Linked DNA regions of Mus musculus: region 1 is linked to region 2. Evidence: chromatin loops called from intact Hi-C (ENCODE). Cell type or tissue: gastrocnemius. All regions are shown on one strand. Each heading gives the region's core, and the rest is flanking DNA. Links, peaks and the distances in the headings are about the cores only. Region 1 holds the start of H3c6 (H3 clustered histone 6). Region 2 holds the start of H1f2 (H1.2 linker histone, cluster member).

Region 1 (12,661 bases), core at 1,968-9,967, 170 kb after region 2:
ATAGGCAGAAATGAGTACTGGATTCCAATTCATGTCCTCTGGAGAAGCAACAAATATTCTTCACTGCTGAGCCATCTCTACAGCCTATTCATCCATTTGCTTATCCACTGACAATGTCACTGCAGACCTGGCTGACCTTATATCCATGATTAACTTCAAATTCATAGCAATCCCCCTATTTTACCCTACTTTGTTCTGGGAATATAAACAAGAATCACTTTGTCCTGTTGAGAGTTAAATACATTGACAGTACAAGAAGTGTGACTGGAATCATTTCTATGTATTGACAATAAAAGGGAGCATTGGATAATAGGAGGTTTAGTTCGAAGAAACCTTTATAACTACAATCATTGTGGTAATGTCTAGAAAAGGCAATACAAATCAATTTGTAATCAAATTCCAGTCCAGCAGGTAGGTCTCAGTAGACTACACAGTAAAGGACCACCTTCTTTCAAAGAAAACGAAAATGAAAACTGTGCCTTTACTTACTTTACTTACTGATAGTTATGGGGTATGAAATGCAAATAATTAAGTTCCAAGTACATAATAGACATGTTTGTAGTATGTAATTCCTCACTGAGAAAATCACTAGGAAGTCCTACATGGCTCAAAAGAATATAGATTATCAAGAATCTGTATAATTAGCAGGGGCTAGTTGAAAAAGTGGTCAAACAAGCAAATATTTATCAGAAATAATTACTAACCTGTGGCCTAGCTGTATTGCAATCTTTTCATTACTTTTTCTATGGGAAATGGTAATTGTGCTTTGAAATGAAACAAAGTGTCAATTGCCAGGCTCTTTCAAGTGAGAATCTCAAAGCACCAACTGGGGGTGGGGGACTTAACAAAAAACTAAAACCATGAGCCCCTAAAATATTTCTGAAGACTATCAGCAAACCTTTTAGACTAAACTTAAATATTACAACGAAAGGATGCACATCCCATGATGGCCTCAATCCCAAAATTCAAATATTTTTCAACAGAAGTTTGAGCTCCTCCATGATGTCCAGAGCTCCCTTTCTTGTTGTCCGCAGATGAAGAATCTGCATTTTCTACTTCCCTCGGGCAAACACTGAACGTGTAACATAGGAGTTGGGGTGGAGGGCTAATGTTTAATTTTCAGAGCTAAGCAACCTGAAAAGACCAGAACCATCTATCATAGCCACCTCTTTGGGATCATTCAAGTCAATGGCATACTTCTTTAACTCATGATTTTAATTGGGTAAAATTAAGGTAGACTAAGAAGATAGGCCCCTCAGCTTTACCTTCCTGATCCTCATATACCCCTCTTATTGAACACTATCAACATAGTTGATCAAAGACTGTCCAATCCTCAAACGACAGAGCAAATATTAGAGCATTACTAAGATGACCTATGAACCACTCTCAGGATGAAAATGTGCCTTAACTTCACTCATGGTCACCATCTACAAAAATTATTTACTAATTTTTATTCATGTTTTAATCTTGACTATATCATATATTCATCATTTCTAGGCCTGTAGAGTAAATTCATAGGCAACTTTAAAATTGATTTTAAAAGTAGGAGTCAAGGAGTACATTTACTAAATTTGTTCTCAAATTCGTATTAATATGCCTTTCCAGTGACAAATCACTCTGCACATTTAGAGTATTAAAGGGGAGGAGGCCCTCATATATATATATATCCTTTGTCCAGCTACCGCTTATGATGCTGACAATAAGTAAAAGAGTTTCCTAACTTATATGTACTTTAGACTCATGCATTCCACATACACTGTCAACCTTAGATAGCTTTCAGATCCCAGTCTCAAGCTACACTGTGAACAATGTAAAAAGAGAAAGGAAACCACAAGTCTGGGCACTTGAGTAGCAGGAAGGTTTATAGCAAATATATTGTCAGAATTACTTCTTAAGTACACCAGTATTGTTCTTTTTGAATAGTTGCTATCCAGGTCCATCTTGCCCACATGACAGAATTATGCTTTTCCTGATAAAAGCACAGGAGACTTAATAGCAGAACAGGGCTTAATGGTGGATGTGATTCTGCACTGCCCCTAGGGCTGCCCCTTAGAAGTAAGTTCTTTAATAGAGGGATAAGCATAATGGCAGGTTGTAAATTTCTTTTGTTATGGAAATAAAACCTAATTGGGGATCAATGTTGGTAAGCAAACGTTAGTGTTCTAGTATCCTAAATTTTGCTTATCTCTAATAGGCCTGATTAGCAAACTGCTTATCTCTGGGGAATTTTGGAGGCAGTACTCCCTTAGCTAAATTCTACTTTGTGTTGCTTAAGGTCTCTCTCCTAAGCAATCTGTTAGGAAATCCTTTCAGCATCAATTCTATCACTTTGAGCTTCTTCTACATCATATCAATAAAGAGGGTAAAAGCTATAAAGTTCTTAAACCATTTCAGAAACTGAAACGCTGTATCTAGCTTTTTAAACAAGGATAAAATGTTGCTAACCTAGACTGAAACAAAAGCATTGCCCATAACAAATAATCTTTGAAGTTCTTAGTTTTTGTTGTTACTTTTTTGTGTCTGTATTTAGTGTGTATTCCCAAGCATAAAAGCTAGTGGGAATGTGATGGTAGTAGGACAGTGTGCCAGACTCCACTCTCTTCCTCTACCACATGGCTTCCATGGGGTTAACCTGAGATCCTCAGGTATGAACCTGAGGAGCCACTATGCCAGCTCTGATCTTTGGAGTGCTGTCTGCTCCACTAACCACTAATAACTTGTATCACTACACAATTAAAATGCTCCAGGTAAAAATTAATCCAATGTTTGATTGTATCAATAGTAAAGACCTAAATAAAGAGCTATATTTCTTTATAATCCTATTGTAGCCTTAGCCTTCTCATGTGTACAACAGAGTTTTCCCTGCTTCCCAGTTTTAATGTATTTTGTCCAAACTGTATATCTTTAGTAAGGAGAATTAAAGGAAAAAAAAAAAAAACCCAGTAACAAAGTGCCTGAATCTTCCTATAATCATAATTTAGTGGGCCGGGGGGTCAAAGTATGTGGCACTAGTGTCAGGTCGGTGTTCATATATGTACCTGGAACTTCACAGTCTTCCAGGCAACCCCACTTCCTTCACATTTCTGCCATGTTCAGTTCCAGCCTTTAAATGTAAAATTGCCGAGTCTGTGTAGAGACACACGCAAAGAAGTACCTGGGGAAGAAAAGCTTTGGTTTCTATTTCTCTGAGAATCTCATAAATCTAGTGTAACTCCTAGGCATCTACTTCACCAACTCATCAAACCCTAGATAATTTTGATATTCATTCTTAACAGACTCCAAGCTAATTAACTCTGACTTTCCCACCTCTGTGTTTCTTGCTCTTTGACAAGTTTCTCAAAGTTAAATTGTGTTGTGGTTTTTGCTCTAGTCATGAAATAAGTGTGGCCTTGTACACTTATTTCTTCAGTCCAACAGAACTTAAAGACATGGTGACAGCAATTGCTTAAAGAATCAGTTTTAGGACGCTGAAAAGATGGATCAGCAGTTAAGAACATATACTATTCTTGCAAATGATCAGAGTTTGAACCCTAGTATCTACATCAGCCAGCTCAAAACTACCAGTGACAATGGACCTGATAGTTTCTTCTAGATTTCACATGCAATTACACACACACACACACACACACACACACACACACACACACGAACACACAATTTCAAAAGGAAAATTAAATCTAAAAGCTAGTAATGGCTTGGATATAGGCTTAGAATTTTCTCTAAATCTACTTTAATTAGGGTCAACCTCCTTTCTAGCCCAGTGACTAGAGGTTGGGGAGAAAAGCGGTTAATAGGAAAAGAGATCTGTGGACCAATCTAGAAGTAGTTCTTTGGGAAGATTCTACTCTTCATTGTCAGGATACCAGTAGGCCAGTCCAATAGCAAACACCAGCACCAACCAGCAGAAACCTCAAGGCTCTGCAAAATTGGCATGAGTCAACTGAAGCAGCAAGAATCAGCCAGAATACTTTGAGAAGTTCTTTGTCAGATCCACTCTATGAAGTGAAGATGAACAAAGACCAGCAAAGACAGACCAGCAAAGACGAGCAAAGCATTGCATGGCTTCATACTACAAAAGCATTCTTTCAATATTTGTAGGGGTCCACTTATACTCTTTCCAAACATCACTCATCATCTCAAGCATCTAATCCAGCAAAATTTCACATGCCCGGTGATGCTTTATACTGTATGCTTGGGTCACAGAGTGCCACTTTTAGAAGGTGTGGCCCTGTTGGAGTAGGTGTGTCACTGTGGGTGTGGGCTTTAACACTCTCACCCTAGCTACCTGGAAGCCAGTATTCAGCTATCAGCCTTCAGATAAAGATGTAGAACTCTCAGCTCTGCCTGACTATGTCTGCCTCAATGTAGACCTTGCTCCCATCTTACAGTAATGGGCTGAACCTCTAAACCTGTAAACCAGTCCCAATTAAATGTTGTCCTTTAAAGACTTGCCTTGGCCATGGTGTTCACAGCAGTAGGCACTAAGACATGCCCTCTCACATGTCTGCTTCAACAAAACATCCTCTCACAAGAAACTTTCAGAAAAAAATCACATGACACAGCTGAGTTTCCAAAGAAACCAGAAATTTCCACTTCAGTTGGGCTTCAATCTTACCACACAGAAGGCCAAAGAGGAAATAAAGGACATCCTCGAATACACAAGGAAATGTAACTGCAGAGGCCATCAGGGATAAGGTAAAATCCTGCTCAAAAGAATCAGCTTTGTACTTCCTGAGGGAAATACACTTTGGAAAGGGATGTGATTCCAAAATTCCAGAAAATGCCCATCTTGCTGAAATTTCATATTTGAAGAATATAAATGTTAATGGTTGCCCTTGCTGCCACATCTCTTGTCTTAATAAACAAATAAATATTCAGGCTCCACTTTCCTTTTCCAGGAAAACTGATATAACAAGTATATTTAAGAGCACTGCCTGAGAGGCACACATGGATTTCTGGTATGCATTTCAAACACACACCAACATGTAACTTGACTACAAACGTTAAGCAATGTGAATGTTCAAGATACATATTAACTTGATGGCAACAATAGCTTCAGTGCTGGTTGGACAAGAACCAAAAAAAAAAAAAAAAAAAAAAGACTGAAGCATGCCAGGAGCTGAACAGAAGGCTCACCAACCAAGGACACTGGCTGTTCTTCCAGAGGACCTAGGTTAAATTCCCATCAATGACACCGTGGCTAACAGCTGTCTATTCCAGGGAATTTTACACCTTCTTTAGGCCTCTACCCAGCACTGGATATGACCAGTAAACATACATATAACCAAAACACCCACACATGTAAAGTTAAATTTGCTTAAATAAAAAGAAAAAATGAGCAAGAACATGCCCACCCACCCACTCAGGCCATTGAGGTTTGACCCTGGGAGTCCTGGGTAAAGGCTGTTTGCTTCGGGAGACCTCCCCTGTCAAGTCTGCCCGTGTTCTTCATTTTCAGTATGGTATGCAAAGGAGCTATCTATACTTGGGAATTTCTAACTTGCTGAGAACCTGGATAGTAGCCTATATAGCATGTGAGTGCTTTGGGTGCAGTTGTCTGCTGAAATTCACTAGATCTGACCTGGTAAAAGGTCCAAATAGAAAATTTGGACATAATTTTTAGAGCTACATTTAAATACTTAAAAGCTAAAAGCTGTTCGGGCTATGGAGATGAGAAGGTCCTTAAGATCACATACTTACTACCCTTCCAGATGGGTTCAGTTCCCAAAACAACCATCTCCAGTCCCGATGGGTCTGAGGCCCTCCTCTGGCCTCCAAGTCATGTGCTGCAATGTATACACATGCTGGTAAAACCCATACACATCATTTTTAAAAAGGAAAAAGAACAAAACAAAAAACAAACAGCAGCTGTCAGAAAGTCACATTCACTTGCCCTGTCTTGTCCTGCTTCCAAGCAGAAAACAATCCCCCACATTGAACCTGCAGAAATTGCATCCCATTTATCAAGGGAAAACATTTACTACAGGCTGTATGGAGTATACATAAAAAGCACTATGACCTAATCCAAACTGAATCTTCCCAAGTGTCCAGTTAGGTCTTCTGCGGGTCTTGACTTATGAGGGCTCCTCAATCATGCGCTATTTATTGATATATGTCTTCTCTTGAGAATCATCGTCACAGTGAACAGAGTTGGAAAACTGGGAAATTGGGTCATGATGCATTCATTCTTCCACTTCCCCTGTGTATTTTTTATACAAGATTGTGACAGAAAACTATTTAAGAGCATCTCAAAATATCTGGTGCCCATCCCCTATCTCAACATGTTCCTGTTTTCAGATTAGTAAAATGAAAGGGAAAATATTGGGATTCTTCCCAACATTATTTTTCACTGCAGGATTATGCAAACGAGGAGTTACCGATCTAAACTCTGATTGGACCAAATTTCTAAAACCTTGTGGACAAAAGAAATGACTAGGGATAGTGTAGATTGCTTGACCACCACTAGGTGACTTTTGTACCCTGTGGATTCGTTTTATACTTGCTATTAACCGACCATACTGTAATTTGAAAATAAGCTGACTCATCTGTGCCTGAAAATAAGAAAGGTTCTAGCATGTGGGCAAGAACAAAGTATTATTTATCTCGGACCGTCAGGTCTCCACAGATGAACCGCAAGTCAACACAAAGGATCTTCAGAAACACCGCGACGCCATCTTTCTTGAGTTTTCGGGTAGTTTCTCGCTCTGCTCCAACACAAAACAAAGAGATCGTGCTGGTCTCTGGAAAGAAATTTAACTTACATTTTAAACACATTAAAAACTACACTTGTCCTTTACGTGACACTAACTAACCCGAGGAAAATAATAAACAAGGAAAGGCTTCGTAGGTGGAGCATGGTTCCGGGAAACTGGAGGTAGAAATTAGCAAAGCTCCTGGCAGGTAGTGGCCGCCAGATAAACTGCATTAGCAATTTCCATGTGTGTGTGTGTGTGTGTGTGTGTGTGTGTGTGTGTGTGTGTGTGTGTGTGTGTGTAAATATGTGCATGAGTGTGTGTGTATATATATATATGTATACATATACATACATATATAGATAATGGCAGAGGCAGGAAAATGGTTAAACTAGAATTTTAGAGCACTTTGTTCTGGGAACATGCTTTGTGTATAGTAAGTCAGGTTCACAACCGGAAGATGACACGAGTAACGTTCGTCTGTGAAATGTCTCCGGGCTTACCAAACAGCAGTTAGAACCTGATTATTTAAGGGGACGGAATTACCATTGGTTATTTACCAATCAAAAATCGTACTACAGGAATCGGCCAATCGTCAATCCCCAGATGCACTTCCGCAAATTCCGAATGACGCCTGAGTGCTGCTGGCCAGAATCCAATCAGAGCGACGCATTTCCAGCATAAATAGCAGCAGCCCGAGCCCTCTGCTCCCGTTTCTCCTCCTCTGCAATGGCTCGTACTAAGCAGACCGCTCGCAAGTCCACCGGCGGCAAGGCTCCGCGCAAGCAGCTGGCCACCAAGGCCGCCCGCAAGAGCGCCCCGGCCACCGGCGGCGTGAAGAAGCCTCACCGCTACCGTCCCGGCACCGTGGCGCTGCGCGAAATCCGGCGCTACCAGAAGTCGACCGAGCTGCTGATCCGCAAGCTGCCGTTCCAGCGCCTGGTGCGCGAGATCGCGCAGGACTTCAAGACCGACCTGCGCTTCCAGAGCTCGGCCGTCATGGCTCTGCAGGAGGCGAGCGAGGCCTACCTCGTGGGTCTGTTTGAGGACACCAACCTGTGCGCCATCCACGCCAAGCGTGTCACCATCATGCCCAAGGACATCCAGCTGGCCCGCCGTATCCGCGGCGAGCGGGCTTAATAGGCACGCCTTCTACACTGGCACGTAAACCAAAACGGCTCTTTTAAGAGCCACCTCCATTATCCACCAAAGATGCTGTAGTACAAGTTTGTAGAGTGTTCCAGGGTTTCCTATTATATATAGCCTTTCTTGACAATGATGAGCACCACCCGACGAAGCAGTCTGAGCTGCCTGTTTTTGGAAACAAGGCTTTCAGGATATCATTTCATCTTGTATGCTTTCAACTAGAGTTGGGGTAGCCATTTTAAGCCAGAAACAGGTACGCACTTCAGTTTGGGATTGTGTTACAATCCACACAGTAAAAGTCCAACAGAGTTAACGTTTTACTTTGTTTCACCATTCAAACTTGTTACATTGTTGGCATTTCAATTATTTTTACCTTATTTTGGTTAGTTTTGTTTTTAAAGCACGATTCTCCTTGTCTATGGTTTCCGTTTTCCTTATCTGGGATTAAAAAGGTCTGTGCCTGGCTCAGTTTATCATTTAATTGAGTATACCACTGAGATGGTATTACAAGCCAGTGCTGCTACCTAGCCGAGTTTAATAGTATTGGACGGTTTAACATAAAGATTAAACTACCGTTGATTTCCTGGTTTTAAAGAATTCAGTAGGGTGCGGTGTTTTACACCTATAATCCCAACATCTGGGAGACAGATCTCTGAGCTAACCAACCTATTGTAGCAAGTTACATAGCAAAATCCTTGCTTAAAAAAAGAAAAAGGAAAAAAAAATCTATAAAAAGACTCAAGAAAGTTCAACCATTTTTTTAGAGTTTAACAAGGAAATAATAATTAAAAATAGATAGTAGAGTTTGTAAATCTTAACTGATATCAGAGGAAGCAATTGATACTAGGAAGAAAATAGCCCTGCCCTTTTAATTAGTGTCTCAGAAAGCAGGTTCAGCCACTGGCATTGGCAAGCAGCTGTAAAAGGAGTGGAGGGAATTCAGAGAAAACAATCCTGGAGTATCAAATTCAAACAGGTTTGTGATTCTGGTCTGTGACCAATAATGATATAGAGGGGGAAAAAGACAGTCGTACATGAGTTTAATCCACTCTTCCACCCTACTGAGATCCCACCCCAAGCCCTTGGCCAGCAGAGGGTCAGGCACCGTCTAGGTACAAAGTTCAGGTCAAGTCAGGACTGCACAGTGTGACTCTGTCTGGAGGGGAAACATATATTATCCCATATTCTATTAAGGTCATAATAATTATTTTTCCTAAGTCTTTAACATCTTCAGTATAATGAGCTTTTTTTTTTTTTTTTGTGGCTTGGGAGGTGGAGAGTGGAGGCTGGAGGAGTCGTCTAGCAAAGTGATGAATAAAAAGTGTTCTAAATTTTAGGTAAAATTAGAATGCCATGTGTCTAACTAAGGCCAAAGTTTGAACACAATTTCATTTTTCTGGCAAAGAGAAGGTGGATTTCCCCCTAATGTAATTTAAAAAAACCCTGATACCTCCCTCCTTTTATTTTCCATACACTAAGTATGGACTCAGTGGTGGAATCAGAAGCCGACCCTATCAAGGATGATGCCAGAGTTCAATTGCTTCTAAATCTAATGCAAATTTTCACAACCAATAAAAGTAATAGTTGGTGCTCTCAAATGCTTTTAGAATGAATCATCAAATAATTCAATTAAGATCACAGGTGAATCTTGTAATATATATGTACCTTCTTAAAACCCAATACAACTCATAACAAAAGCACTTTGGAGTATCTCTTATACTACACAATTCAGTTATTTTTTTAATTGATAATACTTTATTACTTTATTTCCAACATGTAATGTAAAAATATACCTGTAAAAGTTCAGGCTCTCCTGCTAGAGAGATGGCTCAGGGGTTAAGATCACTGACTACTGTTGCAGAGATCAAGTGCAATTCCCCACAACCACATAGTGGCTTACAACCATTGGTAGTGTGGTCCGATGCCATCCCTGGTATATCTGAAGACAGCTACAGTGTATTCATATGCATAAAGTAAATAAATAAATCTTTTTTTAAAAAGTTCAGACGTTCACTCTGCAAGCTGAAATTCTCATTTGGAAAAAAAAAAAACTAACATGGTACTTCCAACTTTAAGTATTTTCTCCCACATTGAAATTTATGAAAAATAATGGCGATACCTAGACTGTTCATCAGCACATGCACACACGTAGTGCATACACTCTGATACTAAAAGATGACAATCCATGTGACATAGACTGAGAGACACAGAATGTTGTGTAGTCATTTCAGAATTACAAGTATAAAAATTATTTTAAACCCCCAAAATTCAACTCTCAGAATATTTGCAAGGTAGCAAAAGTCTGTAATCCCAAAACTTGGGAAATTGAGGGAAAAGGACCAGAAATTGAAGATTATCCTTGGCTATATATCAAGTTTGAGTCTATCATGAAATAAGTGAGAAGTATCTGTCTCAAAATTCAAAATGAGGCCTTTAATCCCAAGACTGGTAAACAAAGGCAGGTGGATCTCTATTAGTAAAAAGCCAACATGTTCTATATCAGGAGTTACATCTATATCCATCCCAAATACATAATGAGACCCTGCCTCAAAATAATTTCAAACTTCAAATTAATATAATGACCTAAGTCTTAGAGGAAGTTTCAGAAATAAAAGTTCTTACCTTCAACGCTCTCCTTTCTCCACCTCCTCCCAAAGCAAGGTTTAAAAACTCATCCCCAAAGAAAACCAGACCTCGCTATTTTTCCCAAAGCAACAACTATTAAAACATTCATCTTCACCAGCCTCCTTAAGTCTTGCAGTCCTAGTTATGATGATGATTTTAAAAATTCCACAGACCTCCCTTATCCAAAAGTTGATCAAAATGAAGCATTACCACTTAAAGAGTTCTGTCCATACTCAGGAGAGAGATGTAGCACAGAGGCAAAGAAGAAATGTTAACAAATCTGGCTGCATTTCTCCACACAGTAGACCAAAGGTAAATCATACGCATCTCCTATAATCATAAATCTACACAGTGTTCACAGTGGCACATGATTTAAGCAGCTCTGTCTCTCGCATGCAGAAAATTTAAAATAGCATCTTTTTGTTGGTTTGGGTTTTTTTGGTTTTTTTTGTTTTTTATTTTTTTGTTTTTCTAGAAATTGACTCTTGAACCTGTGTTTGTGATGTCACAATGATGTGAAAAAGCAGCAAGTCCTGTAGCTTTCTAGAGACTGGTCCTCCATCTATCCAACCTATCTGGTTGTCCAGGGTGGAGAAATTGAGTCAGCAGTCAGTCTTTACAAGTTTAGTGCTGCCCCTCTGATCAGATATCAAATATTTTTTTCTGATATTTATGATGTTGGTGCTTTTCCAGTATTATCTTGCCTCTGTTGCAGAAGGATTAAAAAATACCAAAGGCCTGAAGCATTCCACCTGAGCCAGTCAGTCATGTGATAACAGACTTCAGGTAACTAAACAAATCATGAGCAGTGCATGTATGGATATTCCTTCCTACAGTGTGAAGTTTAAATGTGGTCTTAGAATAAAGACTATGCAGTACACCTAAAATTATGACACTATCAGTGTTTTATTACTGAAGAATAAAGTATTTAAATAACCAATGGTTTGGAGTCCAAAGGCTCCTTTGCTATATATAACTAAGATGTCTTTTGTTGTTATAGTATGTTCCATGACAATGACCTTCAACAATGAATAAGAAAAAATATGATTCATGAGTAACCAACAGCTTTATCTCACAGAAATGTTAGCAGAAATGCAAGTAAATTCAAAAATAGCTGGGCAGTGGTGGCACATGCCTTTAATCCCAGCATTTGGGAGGCAGAGGCAGATGGATCTCTGAGTTCAAGGCTAGCCTGGACTACAGAGTGAGTTCCAGGATAGCCAGGGCTAGCTACACAGAAAAACCCTGTCTCCAAAAAACAAAAAAATAAATAAAAAAATAAAAAAAAAATTCAAAAATGACATTTCCTTATTTTCCTGAATTTTTAATCCATCCACAAATAGTAATATTGACGTTTCACATACTAACATTTTTCCATTTTATGGACTCCCCAAATTTGAAGTGGCATGATTGAGCAGCTAAGGGAGATGGTAAGAAATTAGACCATAGAGTTCAAGGTCAGAAGAATATTCCCATGTGTTCATAAACATTTTACTATATGGTTATATATTTATTCTAAATCTGTAAATCCAATCAATATCAGACAATATTCTAATTCAGTTCATGAGATTTTGGAAATTCTTCCAAATATATTGATAAAGTAGAGGGAAACAAGAGAAAGATGAGCCTGCATCTGCCTGGGATTAAAGGGCATTAACATGGAAACGAGCATTTAAATCAGGTTTTGTCCTACTGGAGACTTGTTCAACAGCCCAAAATTTCCTATTTGTTGTGTAGTCAATGAAAATGGCTGTGGTAAATGTAAACACACATAAACGCACATTCTTAAGATAATGACCTTTAAGGACTTAAAGTGTGGGGGATGAGAAAAGTAGTAAGTATGATCATATTTTACCTGTGTATTTATTGAGCATTCTTTAACATCATCAGATAATCAACTCCATCAGCAGACAGAAGGAACACTCATACACATGAACTTCATTCAGAGACACAATAACTGCAGAGTATTCTACAAACATCTGATTACACATACAATTCTGATATCACAGGCACGTCAAAATGTAATAGGAACTTACCTATCCTTTACAGTATTTTTTTTAAATTACATGAAATCAAATTCAGTAATTCAGTGCCTATCAGTATAGCTTTACCTTATCTGGGCTAGATGTGAGCAGAGGGTGACTTACACAAGCACTGGCCTGTGGAGGTCAAAAACCATCTTTTAGGAGCCTGTGTTC
Region 2 (12,661 bases), core at 2,960-10,959:
CCGCCTTCTTGTTGAGTTTGAAGGAGCCGGAGGCACCGGTGCCCTTGGTTTGCACCAGGATGCCCTTGCTCACCAGGCTCTTCAGGCCGAGCTTGATGCGGCTGTTGTTCTTCTCCACATCGTACCCCGCGGCCGCCAGCGCCTTCTTGAGCGCAGCCAGGGACACGCCGCTGCGCTCCTTGGAGGCGGCCACAGCCTTGGTGATGAGCTCGGACACCGGGGGTCCGGACGCCTTACGGCGCACCCCGGCGGGCTTCTTGGCGGCCTTCTTTTTGGCAGGCGCCTTCTCCGCAGGGGGCGCGGCAGCGGGGGCAGCAGGAGCAGCCTCAGACATGATGAGTCTCTGGAAGTCAGGAACTAGTGGCAGTACGCCGATAGAGTAGCGCGGGCCCGGCGCTGTATATATAGAGCGCAGGCGCGCGCTGATTGGTGCTCCAGCGGCCTGCCTGGCAAGCTCTGAGCAGCCGCGCTGCGCCCAACTTGTGTTTGTTACACTTCACAAAAAGGAGAAAATATTAAAATATCTTGCACCAAATCTCTCGAGTTTGGTCGGTAAAGGATCCGAGAAGTCTCAGGCTTCAGGATATATGTTTATTTTTTCCTCATCCCTAAAGACAACGCGCCTAGGAGTCCCTAATTCCCCCAACTCCAAAGGAAGTCCGGGGTAGATAGAGACCACTTTCTGTTTTTCTTCTAAATTACCTGGTCGCTCCTTTGCCCTTGAAAGTTCTTTTTCTCAGGGATTATAGAGCACATCCTTCCCTTAATTTAGGGACAAAAATGAAACGATTTCCGCCTAAATTTTCACAATTATTCTGTTTCTTCGCAAGGGAAGTAACACAAGTCCTTAGTGACTTCTGATTACAGACCCACCACAACTATGGACTAGGACTGGGATTTCCAGTATAAAACACTTGGGGTAAATTGAGAGGGGGTTCATAGGCCTTGGGGGTGTATAATGTGGTGGGGGGGGTTAGGACTTAAATATCTGATTTAAAGACACTGACTTTAAAATGCTTTACATTGGTGGGGGCGGGGCACCCCATTGACTTCTATAAAGGGAGACCTTGGGCTATATTTTTAAAGCTCCTGGTTCCCCTCTGAGTTTTGCAAGGTAGGGGTCTAGCTCTGAAGAATAAAGATAATAAGAAGGGAAAGGAACCCTAAAAGTCTATATGAGCCCTCCTCTCCCCCAAATGCCAAATTAGAGTCTTTGAAAGATCTGTTTTTAAAGTGATGAGGATTTAGTTGCTTATTTGGCAGCAATACAGATATAAGTTTCAGTGCACGGGAATTCTAATCTAGAAAATAGTTTGTCTTAGTACAGGAGGACCTTCTAGACTTGGAGACTATGAGATGCAGATGTCAGTAAACTTACTGGCTTTCCAAAGGTTACCTTTGGCATAGATTTGAACAAGCTAAATATTTGAAATAGAAAATGTAACCAATTTTACCAATAAGATAAGAGACAAGATAAGTACAAATTATCATGTCATCTATAGTGGACAGCTGTATGTCATCTCTTCTCAGTTCCTCGGAATATGGCAATCTGCATTCTAGTCAACTTTGCTTTGTTAGCTTAAGGTTTTCAGCTTCATATTTCAATAACTACAACATGGTTTTGTTGTTAGAGAAAATACAAGATAAACTCTCTGCTAGTATAATTAATACATGGGGCAAAGGAAGTTCCCCTAATTTTATCAGAAATCTCTGTTTAAGTATATGTCTACATAAAAACATGTGATGAGTTTGTCAGCACTAAAGCGTGGTAAAGTCCCAAGGTTATACAAATTGAGTTCAGGGATGTTTGTGAAACAAAGCATATTTTATAAGACTGAGAATGGCCGCGTGGTTTCACGTAATAACCTTAGTTTAGCACTTGCAAGCAGCATCTCCTAGGCTTGTGTCCTCTGGGAATTAACAGCCTAATGGGATTAGGGATGGACTAATTGCTAGCAATAGAACCACTTTAAGAGTTGCCTTCCTGTGTGGACTTTGAAATGGGAATTGCAAGGCATTATTGAAAGTACACAACTCAAGCACCTTCGTCATACCAATATGCTTCAATGAAAGAAATGAGAACATGTCACCTTGCTCTGATTACGTGGGAAATGAACGAATGTCCTCCTCATCTGATAGTTGTCCATCTCCCCCAGGAAAATAGCTGTGTGTGATCTAGCTCTCCAGTTTGCTCACTTTCCTGTCACTGTAAATTGTCAAATTATTTGTAAAATCCTAGATTTGTTCATTTGATTGTTGTAATTTTTTAACTTATAGCCTTTCAAGCCGAATCAATCAAATCATAGCTCTTTAATGCAATTAACTAATAAAGCTTGCCTGGTGTAGATGCAAATTCATTGCTTCCAATAGAAAAGATAACCCTGAAAGTTATGTTTGTATTGTACAATAATAAATTATATCTCTAATTTTTGAGGATTCATTCAGCTCTCATTCTTTCTCTGAGTAAATGCACAGTTTATTTTCCTGTATTCTTCACTGAACTAAAAAGTCATCCAGCTTGCTTACTCACTAATGACTTCCATCATTCTTTGACATATACATGAGCTTACTACATATAATATTTATATATGAGTCATATTTTTTAATAGTTCGAAAAATTACATGCTGAAGCTTATTAGTCAGACTGTCCTAAGGGCATCCAATCAGAACCTTCAGATGTCACCCTCTAAAATGGAAACTATAAAATGTGGAACTTGAAAGCAACCTGAGACTTAATGATGGAGTCTGAAATTTTAAAGTAAGTTGAATAAGATCATGGGCAAGAAAACTTCTATTCATATGTGCTCCAAGCAAAAGGTTAGATTGGAGATATGACCTTTAGACTCAGTATCACTGGATAGCTACCAATGAAATGAGGACACTGATGAAACATGATGATGTCATGTGATCTCGTACATTTGTTTGTTTGATGAAGATTGCATGAGGGTTTTGTCATGCCATGTCTTCAGGCTGTGTGGCCCTGGTGGGCAGAATTAAATATGTAGAGAATGTGCAGAAGAGCTAGAGGCAGAAAAGTTTAACAACAAGAAACACTCACAGGAGGGTGAGAGTATTTAGGACAAGTTTAAGGGATGGGCTTCCACCTTTTCTTCTCCATTTCCTCCCTCTCACATGCCAGAGAGGGGTTAGCTGGAGAAGCTTTTTGAGGTTGTTAGTATAGATTCCAACTTGAAGCGATTGAAACCTGTGCTTTTCTAACTCACCAAGGGATGATGGTAAAAGCCACAACCGCGTTATTTCCAATTCCTTCCTCATAATGATAAACGATAACTGGTCCATTGTGAGACACACAATGTTGGCAGCACAAGTAAAAACTATATAAGTGATGTCAGGAGGTTTAGAGCCTTCTTAGTCTGTTGTCTCACCTCAGTCTCACAAATAATTTCTACAAATAACCTTGAGCAGTGCTTCTCTTATTTTCTCAGTCTCTCCAGACAGACGGCCACCAATTACAAGATCAAACCTTTGCTACAATGTTTTCCCTGTTGATACCTGAGTACATGAAAGGTCAAGATCTCTTGCACCTTTCTGCCCCAGTGCACCCTCAAATGCAATGGGGAAACCAACATACACCATAACAGTAAAGCATAGAGGAGGGACATAATGAAAATAGAAAATTGCAAAAAAGAGACACAGTACAAAATGGTCCCCAGACACTTTGGAATTGCCAACAGAGTCCTGGGATACACCTCCCCCGACACCCCCCCCCCCCAACTTATTTCCAAAAGACTTTAAAATGTTTTCAAAACTTTAAGCTCGCCTTCCAAATATACAAAATTGACAATGATGACAATATACACTTTTTATACCTTCTCAGTCTAAGCTTATAATGAAGGCACAAAAGGAAACGTAAGTTAGATAGTTACCTTGATGAGAGCCCAGGAATCATCTCACACATGGTTGTTTTGTGGGAAATATACAGCTAAATGTGCTAAGAAAGTATTTTGTCATCCCTAAGCACACGCTTGCTGTGGACACCCTGCACCAGACAGCCTCCTAGCACTTATTTAAGCACAGAACACCTGCAGTGAACATAAACAACAACCATCCAAGGAGAGAATTTCCTCTCAAGGCCAGGTGCCTGCTAGGACAGACACAAACAAGCATTACAGGGAAAGTACAACTCACAGGAAAACAAAAATCTGAAAGACAACGAACGGTAAGAGGCTAGTGTATGGGCTAAACCTTTTCCTTAAGTAATTAGTGATGCAGCAGTGAAATTGTAAGATAAGAGAATTGCTTAAGTCCAGGGGATAGGGAGGCAGGAGGTATTGAAGCTAGGTATTAAATTGATTTGTTTAATAATCTTTTAAGATACAAACTTAAATGCATTTATAATTATATGTTATTCATATGTAAGGTATATATGCTACACTACAGATTTCTATCTCATATACAAAGAAACCATATATAACATCAGATGGGAAGTTCTTATGCTTCAGCTCATTCAAAAGACCATACCACACTGATCCAAAACATGCAAGGTTGTGCGTGGGTGGAGATTACAATTTACTGGCGATGACAGTGATCTAGAGACATAGCTTTGATGCACACAGGCTTGGTTTTATTTCCACTTCTTTCATTCACGTGCTGGGGACGATGCCCAGTTCCTGAGCAACAACTTACACTTTGATGATAGTGAGGATTAGTAGCGAGGGTTCCCCTTCAAAGTTTGGGGTGTGCTCACTCAGTCACTGCTCATGTAACAGTTATTCCCACCAGACCCTTAAGATGTGAGAACCCTCTGCTGTGGGCATGATTCTGAGAAAGGTTGTCCCTTCCTTACTTTGAAGAGATTGATGAGAATAGATCAAGTCTGACAGATGGATGAGAGTAGAGCAAGTCCAACCAGCTGTTTCCAACTTTTGGATTACTTGTATTTCTCAGATGCATCACAAAGGCCCAAGGACCCGGGTGTTACCCTAATAAGAGGAGATGTTGCTGGGCCGTCCCAGATGGGAAGGAGTGGCGTGTGTTTGTGTGTGTTTGTGTGTGTGTGTGTGTGTGTGTGTGTGTGTGTGTGTGTGTGTGTGTGTGTGTGTAAACAAATATGATTATGCGCTGGAGGACCAGGAGATGAGTAAATGATGCAAGTCTATGACTCTGCACATAAGGGTCTATCCCAACAGTCACCCAGAACCCCATTCCATGTCCACTTTGCAAGCTTGTGAAGACCCTCACATAACACCTCTGTCCCTGCTTCCTCCATTCCAGGCAGATCATACTTTTGATGACAAGAGGCTATGGCTGGTTAATTCATAAGAAAGGCCATGATGTTTCGACCTTGCATGCACTCCCACATTATCTCAATCTTCTTATATTACACAGAACTTCTAATGTGACCAAATTCTTATCAAGTTAACTGACCTAAGATTTGTAGCAGTCAAATATATGAAATATACTTGCATGGCTAATAAGAGTAGTTGTGTTTTCTTTCTTATTTTACAAAACAAAGCAGGGTTGTATATTACTCAAGGGCCTGTCTACCCTGGCTCATAGATGGATTATCTGAGTTAAATTCAGCTTTGCTGTTTTCCAGCTGCTTAACCTTGGATGAGTTAATTAATGTGCCCATGCTACTCTCATCATTTGAAAGATGCCAATAATAATAAACCACATGTTTTATAGGTTGTTGTGGGATTTATGGATCCATACATATTTATGATATACAATAAATTTCAGATGAACATACAAAGAATAAAAACTAGTTTAGAATACTGCACATAAACACCTATGTACAAACTAGTGCCCATCCCTGACTGTGCTGATGTGAGTGTCCTTAAGGCTCATAAACAGCTTAGTGAGTACTAGTCAAGAGGCCTTTCCAGCACCGTGATCATCCCAGCGAATAGCAAGCATCCTACCCAGCCTTAACATTTCAGCAAAGGAAAACCCCAAACCCAGACTTCCCCAGCACAGAGCAGCAGTCTTAGCATTTCATGCCTCTAGCACAACATACAGTTCGAGGAGGCATAAAGTTTTCAACTAAAGCCATGAGAGGTGCCACACCCCTTTCATGGCAGCACTCAGGAAACAGAGACAGCCAGACCTCTGTGAGTTCTAGGCCAACATGTTCCACATGGAGAGTCCAGGCCAGCCAATACTTACATGGAGATTTTCTCGAAACATAGATGATAGATGATAGAAAGATGGGTAGATAGATAATAATTAGTTGTAAGTGTGATGGCTCATGTCTGTAATCCCAGGATTCTGGAGACTAAAGCAAGAGGATTCTCCAAAGTTGGAGAACAATTTGGACTACATAATGAGATAGGTCATCAATTGAACCAAGCTTGAATAACATAAGACTTTCAAATTTCATATATATAAAGTATACAAAGCAAAAACACATCCCTACCAATTAACTACTTACCACTCTATTTAGTTTTAGATAGGTTTTCACCCCTACATGACATGTGTGAAATTTGTATCTTCTAGGAATCACAACCATTTTCAACACGTGCTGCTGTTTGCCTTAGCAGACACTAGATGGCAGGCCAAAACAAGACTGCTACCTTAAATGCCATTCAAATTTCTCTTGACCTAGATAAGCATTAATCCTCGGCTATGTTTATATTTTTCTATCCCTTTCAGAAGTTATTAACACCGTTTGTCATATAATCATGATTAAAAAACCGGAAATTCATGATATGTAGTCTGTCCACTGGCAGGGAACATAAGAAGAAGAAATTAAGTGAACTGGACTCTTCTCTTAAGTGACTGAAGAATCCATGTTGGCTCATTCCCTCTACAATGAGTTCATCAGCAACTACAATAAGCCTCGCAAACGCTGGGCTTAGGGAGTGACAGAGCAATCCAGGCAGTCTGTCCTCCTGTAAGAACTGGAGAACTGAGCTCTCCTCAGAAGAGTTAAGTGATGCTGGCTGTGAGAAAGAGCTCACAGCAGGATGATCAGGAACGATGGTCACTTTATACGGTGGTAGATTTTAATGATAGAGCCTTGATTTAAGTTATTAAATCAGTTCTTAGTTGTTGGGGGGGGGTTGTTTGTTTGTTTGTTTGCTTTTAAGTAAAATGGCCACAATAAATAGGCTAACAAGGCACTGCCCTGCAAAACAGGGGAAACAGAAAGACAGGCAGTTGAAGGGATACACAAAGCAAAGGAATCCCTCACTGGGCGTCTAGTTGAAGTCCGAGAGCTAAAAGTCAACAATTGCAGCTCAATTAGCAATATTTGCTGTGAAGGTTGCCTATGTAGAGACAATATTCCTTTTATAGCAAGTTCTTTCAAGTAAGCAATGAACCATGCTCAAGACTTGAATACATATGGCCTTCCCATAGGCCTTGCCTGTTTATGAACCTGCAACTCTCTTAGAATCTAACAAAGAATATAAACTTTATTTATAGGTTAAAAAAAAAAAACCCTTGTGTAGCCTTTGTGCCCCAAGGTTTTACCTTATCAACTATAATCCCACCCAATGTGTTGAATTATGCACACAAATTAGGAGTTGCCCTATGATGTCATGTAAGTCCCTGAGCACTCATCTTAACTACAGTCACTAAAGTCATGTATGTGACCACTGTAAAGTCACTTAAGCACTACTCTGTTGAGAATCCTATATATACAGTTGGTGTAACTATCTTCCTATGTGTCTCTATCTGCTAACAGTATGTAAATATGTGTTGAAATATATTTTAGTTAAACTCTAACTCTGCTTCCAACTTCTACTGAAGTTCCTGTTGGTAGTGTACCCTGGCTCCATCTCAGTAGTATCTTTAAGGACCCAGAACTTTGTCTTGGCCCTGACCAGCCCTGCTGGTGATCATAAGGCAAGAGCAGCTTTTGTCTTATAGTGAGAAAATTATGAAGTTCATAATTAAGTTTTATCAGTACTCATGATAATAAATATGGCGATCATGGAGATACAAAGGGTTCATAACTGTACAGTGGGCTCAAGATTAGCCCAGCACCTGATTCCAACACACACCCTTAGTCATACTCCCAATAAACTCAAGGGGACTCAGGCTGCACTCACGCATGATCATATGAAAGTCCAACTGAACGGGCACCCCAGGACTATTTTCTCATTGCTGAAAGGAACAACACAAATTATGTAAAGCATTAGTGGAGGGGAGAGGAAAAAAAGAACATTCAACATTCATTCAGGCATGATCCCTGTAAATCTCAGTATTCAGGAGGCCAGCTAAGAATACACAAGAATAAATTAATAAGAAACAATTTTTAAAACACATGCAAAAACAAAACCCACCCATCTCACATTGCTAACTAATCATTTTAAATAGTTTCAGACACTGAGTTAGTTGAACAAGAAGGGTTCTGCTTGAAGCTGTCCAGGGGCAGGAGAGCCGCTGAGGTGTAGACAGAGAACAGGTCGCCTGCAGAAGCTGTCCAGGGGCAGGAGAGCCACTGAGGTGTAGACAGAGAGCATGTCACCTGCAGCTTGCTTCTTTCCTCACAGTCGGCTTTTGCAATTGCGGGTGTTTGTACTGGCAGACGGTCCGTGGAATTCCAGGCTAAAGCGTCAGCTGGCTAATCATTCACTAACTATTACTCAGCAGATTTTAAAGCCCTTCCACATACAGAGAGTTTTGATGACAAGACTGATGACCTAGAACTGTGACAGGGTAAGAAGCTGAGGCCGAATCAAAAGTTCCATTGTGAATATTTGTTTTACTTTTTGTTGTTTGTTTGTCTTTGAAACTGAGCGTCCTGTCAGAAAGAAAACTACAACAGCCATTTATTTCTCTTTCTTTCTCTCTTTTCTCTTTCTTTTTTCTTTTTTCCTTTTGTGTGTGTGTGTATATGAGAGAGAGAGAGAGAGAGAGATTCATTTTATAGCTAAAGCTGGCCTAGAATTATTTAATTCATTCAGGATGTCTTCATACTTTCTCTCTCTCTCTTTTTTCTTTTTTCTTTTTCTTTTTTTTTTTTTTTTTTTTTTTTTTTTTTTTTTTGTCCTTCAATGCTTTTATTGATATCAGCAATGGACAAGAACATCCCGGCCCAACTGCTAGGTTATCAGGCAGATGCTCCAGCATCATTGCCATCTCTAGACCCAACCTAAGATCCTGCCTATCCAGGCCATGTTCCCAAATGGGCATGCCCCCGTCTGTCCTGTTTATATGTGTGGATCAGTCTGTCTGAATGTCTAAGTCGATGCCTGCATGGGTCCCCGATCCATGGTACATGGTAGAGGTTGTTCAGAACACAACATGGCTTGCTTCAGTGGACCACTGGGCCCCGGTGTTGAGCATGGGAGACAGGGCCAGAGATTGATGGTGGCAGGAGACCAGGCACAAAGTCCATTCCAGGGCCATATCCTGGCATTGAGAAGCCCTCCATTACATTGTATTTGATTTCACAGGGTGGAAAGGGCTGGCCTTGATAAAAGGGGGTATTCCGGGGCAGGGGTGGGAACATGGGAGGTGGTGAGGGCTAAAGTGGGTAAGGAAGACATGAGGGAAGGCAAATGAAAAGATGGGAGCAGGGGCAAGGCCAGCTTCTCTCTGAAGTCTGGGGGCTGTTTAATGGCTTCCCTGGAATGAATGATCCATCTCTGGCCAGACCTCAACCCACAGGTCTGGGAGATGGCCATGTTTAGGTGGCTCCACAGCCCAGTGGGTCAGAAGTAAGTGTGAGAGGTGGCGGTGTGCATGCTGGTCCCAATGGACACAATCTCGATGACGGTGGTGTACAACAATGCTGGAAACGGAATTGGAGATCTAGGACAACGAAACAGTAGTTCCCTGCTAGTGTAGCTTTGTAGAAGTTCCTCTCAACCACATCCTGTAGCAGAGAGACGGCCAAGGGCTGGAGCCTGGCAGAAAGAAACCTCCAGTGACAAGTTTCCCCAAAAGATATTGCCAAGTTCCACACCAGCAAACAAGAGTCTGGCAAAACATGGTCCATTCGTACAAACGCTCGTTCCAAGTTCTCTCTGAAGCTCTCTATTGAGCAGCGGCCATATCTGGAGAGATCCCAAAGTCAGGAGTTGATGATCACTAGGTCAGGGGAAGGTCCATATCACAGCTCCTCCAAGAAGTCCTCAAGGTACTCGGAGTAACACGAGTGAGGAAGTAGAAGCACACAAAGTAGTGGTCAGAACCAGAGCAGAACTGGCGGACCTGGCAATACTATTTCCCATTGCGCCGCTCTCCCAGCTGGCCCCCAGCCACCAGCTGATCCTGTGCAAAGCTCAGCTCCCCCTGCCCACCCACCCACACGCCGACGGTCAGATCCATGCCAGGTAGGTGGTCCTTTTCAGGCCAGAGTCAGCCCCCACCCAATACTAGCATGGCAGCCAAGCTTCTCTCATCTTGGCTTTTAACTGGGAAGCTGTGAGCAGTGTGTGCTTCTGGAGCAAAGCACCAGGTCCTTTTACACCGCTCTTTGGATGGAGTCTCCCAAAATGACCGCGAATTTGTTGTGTAGCAGCTGCTGGACTTGAGAAGCAGTCTTTTCCTTATCTACTTTAGCCCTCACCACTTCCCATGTTCCCACCCCTGCCGCGGAACACTCCCTTTTATCAAGGCTAGCCTTTTCCACCCTGTGAAATCAAACACAATGCAACTGAGGGCTTCTCAATGCCAGGCTTGGAAGTAGACCATGGCGCTTCCCAGCAGGAAGTGCGGCATCGCGTTTTGTAGCCATAGCTGACCTAGAATTATTTCATTCAAGACGGCTTCAAACTTCAGCTTCTCAAATGTTGGGACTGCAGGTGTTAGTCACCATATATGACTCAAATGTTTTTAGAGGGACAAGTTAATATAGGGAGAAGAACCTCACTTCAGCGAAAGAGTCATTTTGCTTCTTCAAACAGCTGTTTTGCAGGAAGGCTAACTTCCTGTATAGCATCTTGGGTTGCATTTCAAGACTGGTTATATTTATTTCTCCAAAGAGAAAGTATCCAAGGAGCTGAAGGGATCTGAAGTCCTATAGGTGGAACAACAATATGAACTAACCAATACCCTCCTGGAGCTCGTGTCTCTAGCTGCATATGAATCAGAAGATGGCCTAATCAGCCATCAGTGGAAAGAGAGGCCCATTGGTCATGCAAACTTTATATGCCTCAGTACAGGGGAACGCCAGGGCCAAGAAGTGGGATTATTTCCTAATGGAAAGCAGACAATCTCTTATAAACAATACCATAAGCCAGGCCCAGGGACACAGGCCTCCCTGTCATTCCTGCTCTTCAAGAGACTAGGGAAGTAGAGTTTCAATTTCAAAGCCTGTCTGGGCAACTTAGCAAGACCCTTGTCAAAATCAAAATTAAGAAATAGCCTAGAGGACTGGCTCAGTTGTGGAGTAGTTGCCTAACACATTCATGGCCACTGGGTTTAATCTCCAATTCTAGAAGAAGAAATAAGGATAAGTATTTGATTGAAGCAGTGGGAGCATAGCAGGGTATATAGTCATAGCGACCCAGAGTTGCCATGAATTGGAGTACCAGGCACTGTGCTGATGGCTTCGTATATTATTTCGAGAGAGTAGGAGTTAGACAGATCCCCTGATATTCAGACAGATAGGGAGAGTGGTCATAGCTAGGTAATAAAGGTAGCAAATTTCCAAGACGACAGCTTCTTCCTCACCCTCCTGACCTGAGACAAACGCATAGTAGCTAAACAACAATAACTTGGCAGGCCTTTTTCTCTCTCCGGTAAGCCTTTTCTGATGGTTTAGCTCAAGAAGTTTGAGGACTGATCAGGGAAAGTTATACAGTAGTTATGGGCGAATCAACCACCCTACCTTTCCTTGAGCTAGGTAGACTAGGGCGTTGGGGGGGGGGGGGGCGGGGGAGTGTAGGGAGGATTGGACCGTTTGGTTTGTAGAGGGTCTTTTGCTCTATGTCAACTTCATGTGTGTTTCTTTCCTCACCCTCAGTGACTGCTTTTCTTCAACAGCTGATTCTGCTGCTCTCTGCAGTGTTTGAGAAGTCTCTGCTCTTACACTCAAAGACTTTTGTTTGCTTTTTAATTCTAAATATAACTGGAAGAGAAAATGGACCCAATCAAGATCCCTACACCATATCGTTTTACAACAGCTTTTCTAGTTTTAAATATCTATGAATATTTAAATATTATTAAATGTATTCATTATATTAAATAGGAAATATTGAAGTCTACTTTTAAATATCCTATGAAGTAACTGTTGTTTCTTTTTTGCTTTACAAAGGAGCCTTAGTGAGCTTCATAGTTTTCAGTTGGTTTATAATGCAACTGACTGCATGCAAACTGATTTTACTTCAGCGATCCCAGAAGCTTGGGTTGTGGAGGAGGGAGGGGTCTCCAGATCTATGCATATAACACGAACTTAGTAGTTGTACTGAAAGGCTCTGACTTTTCCCTTGGCCTGCAGGTGCCCAGTGAGTAAGGAAAACAGGCCATGTAGTCTCTTCACAGCAATAGAATAGTGACTAAGACACTGATGCCAAAAACCGAAGTTGACCTCCTACACACAGGTAGTCACTTTATAGTGGGCATAACTTCTGAGGCTCTGTAAAACCAGATTTGAGATAGTGACCTACTAGGCCACAGTGTGACAAAGGCTTATCTCCTGCCCAATTCTCCCCCTATTTAAAGTTAAAGCTCACGTCAGTAACTCTCAGAACAGGGCTGCGTGTTCTGCCCCATATCCCCATATGGCTGTAACAAAGAACGA

Evidence for each region. Hi-C counts contacts between places; a loop is a spot of excess contacts. Peaks named below come from ENCODE experiments on the same cell type or tissue, not always from the same donor. Only the 100,000 strongest peaks of a DNase experiment are listed, where the experiment ranks them.
Region 1: it touches region 2 in a loop (2.4-fold over the local background); 7 of 42 quality-filtered maps call a loop at or near these places.

The regions. Positions count from the first base shown.
Region 1 is chr13:23,557,126-23,569,786 of GRCm38, reverse strand. It overlaps H3c6 (H3 clustered histone 6), which reads left to right and starts at 7,402. Exons shown (of 1, transcript NM_178205.3): 1 at 7,402-8,312. The coding sequence starts at 7,422. The coding sequence ends at 7,832. In gastrocnemius, for the core only: a CTCF peak has its summit at 6,462; DNase peaks (open chromatin) are centred at 6,680, 6,934 and 7,370; H3K4me3 peaks cover 1,859 bases; H3K27ac peaks cover 2,108 bases.
Region 2 is chr13:23,726,522-23,739,182 of GRCm38, reverse strand. H1f2 (H1.2 linker histone, cluster member) reads right to left here and starts at 376. Exons shown (of 1, transcript NM_015786.3): 1 at 1-376. The coding sequence starts at 334. It also overlaps the pseudogene Gm11338. RefSeq lists an enhancer at 9,919-10,027. In gastrocnemius, for the core only: a CTCF peak has its summit at 6,503 (motif pointing right); a DNase peak (open chromatin) is centred at 6,498; H3K27ac peaks cover 1,457 bases.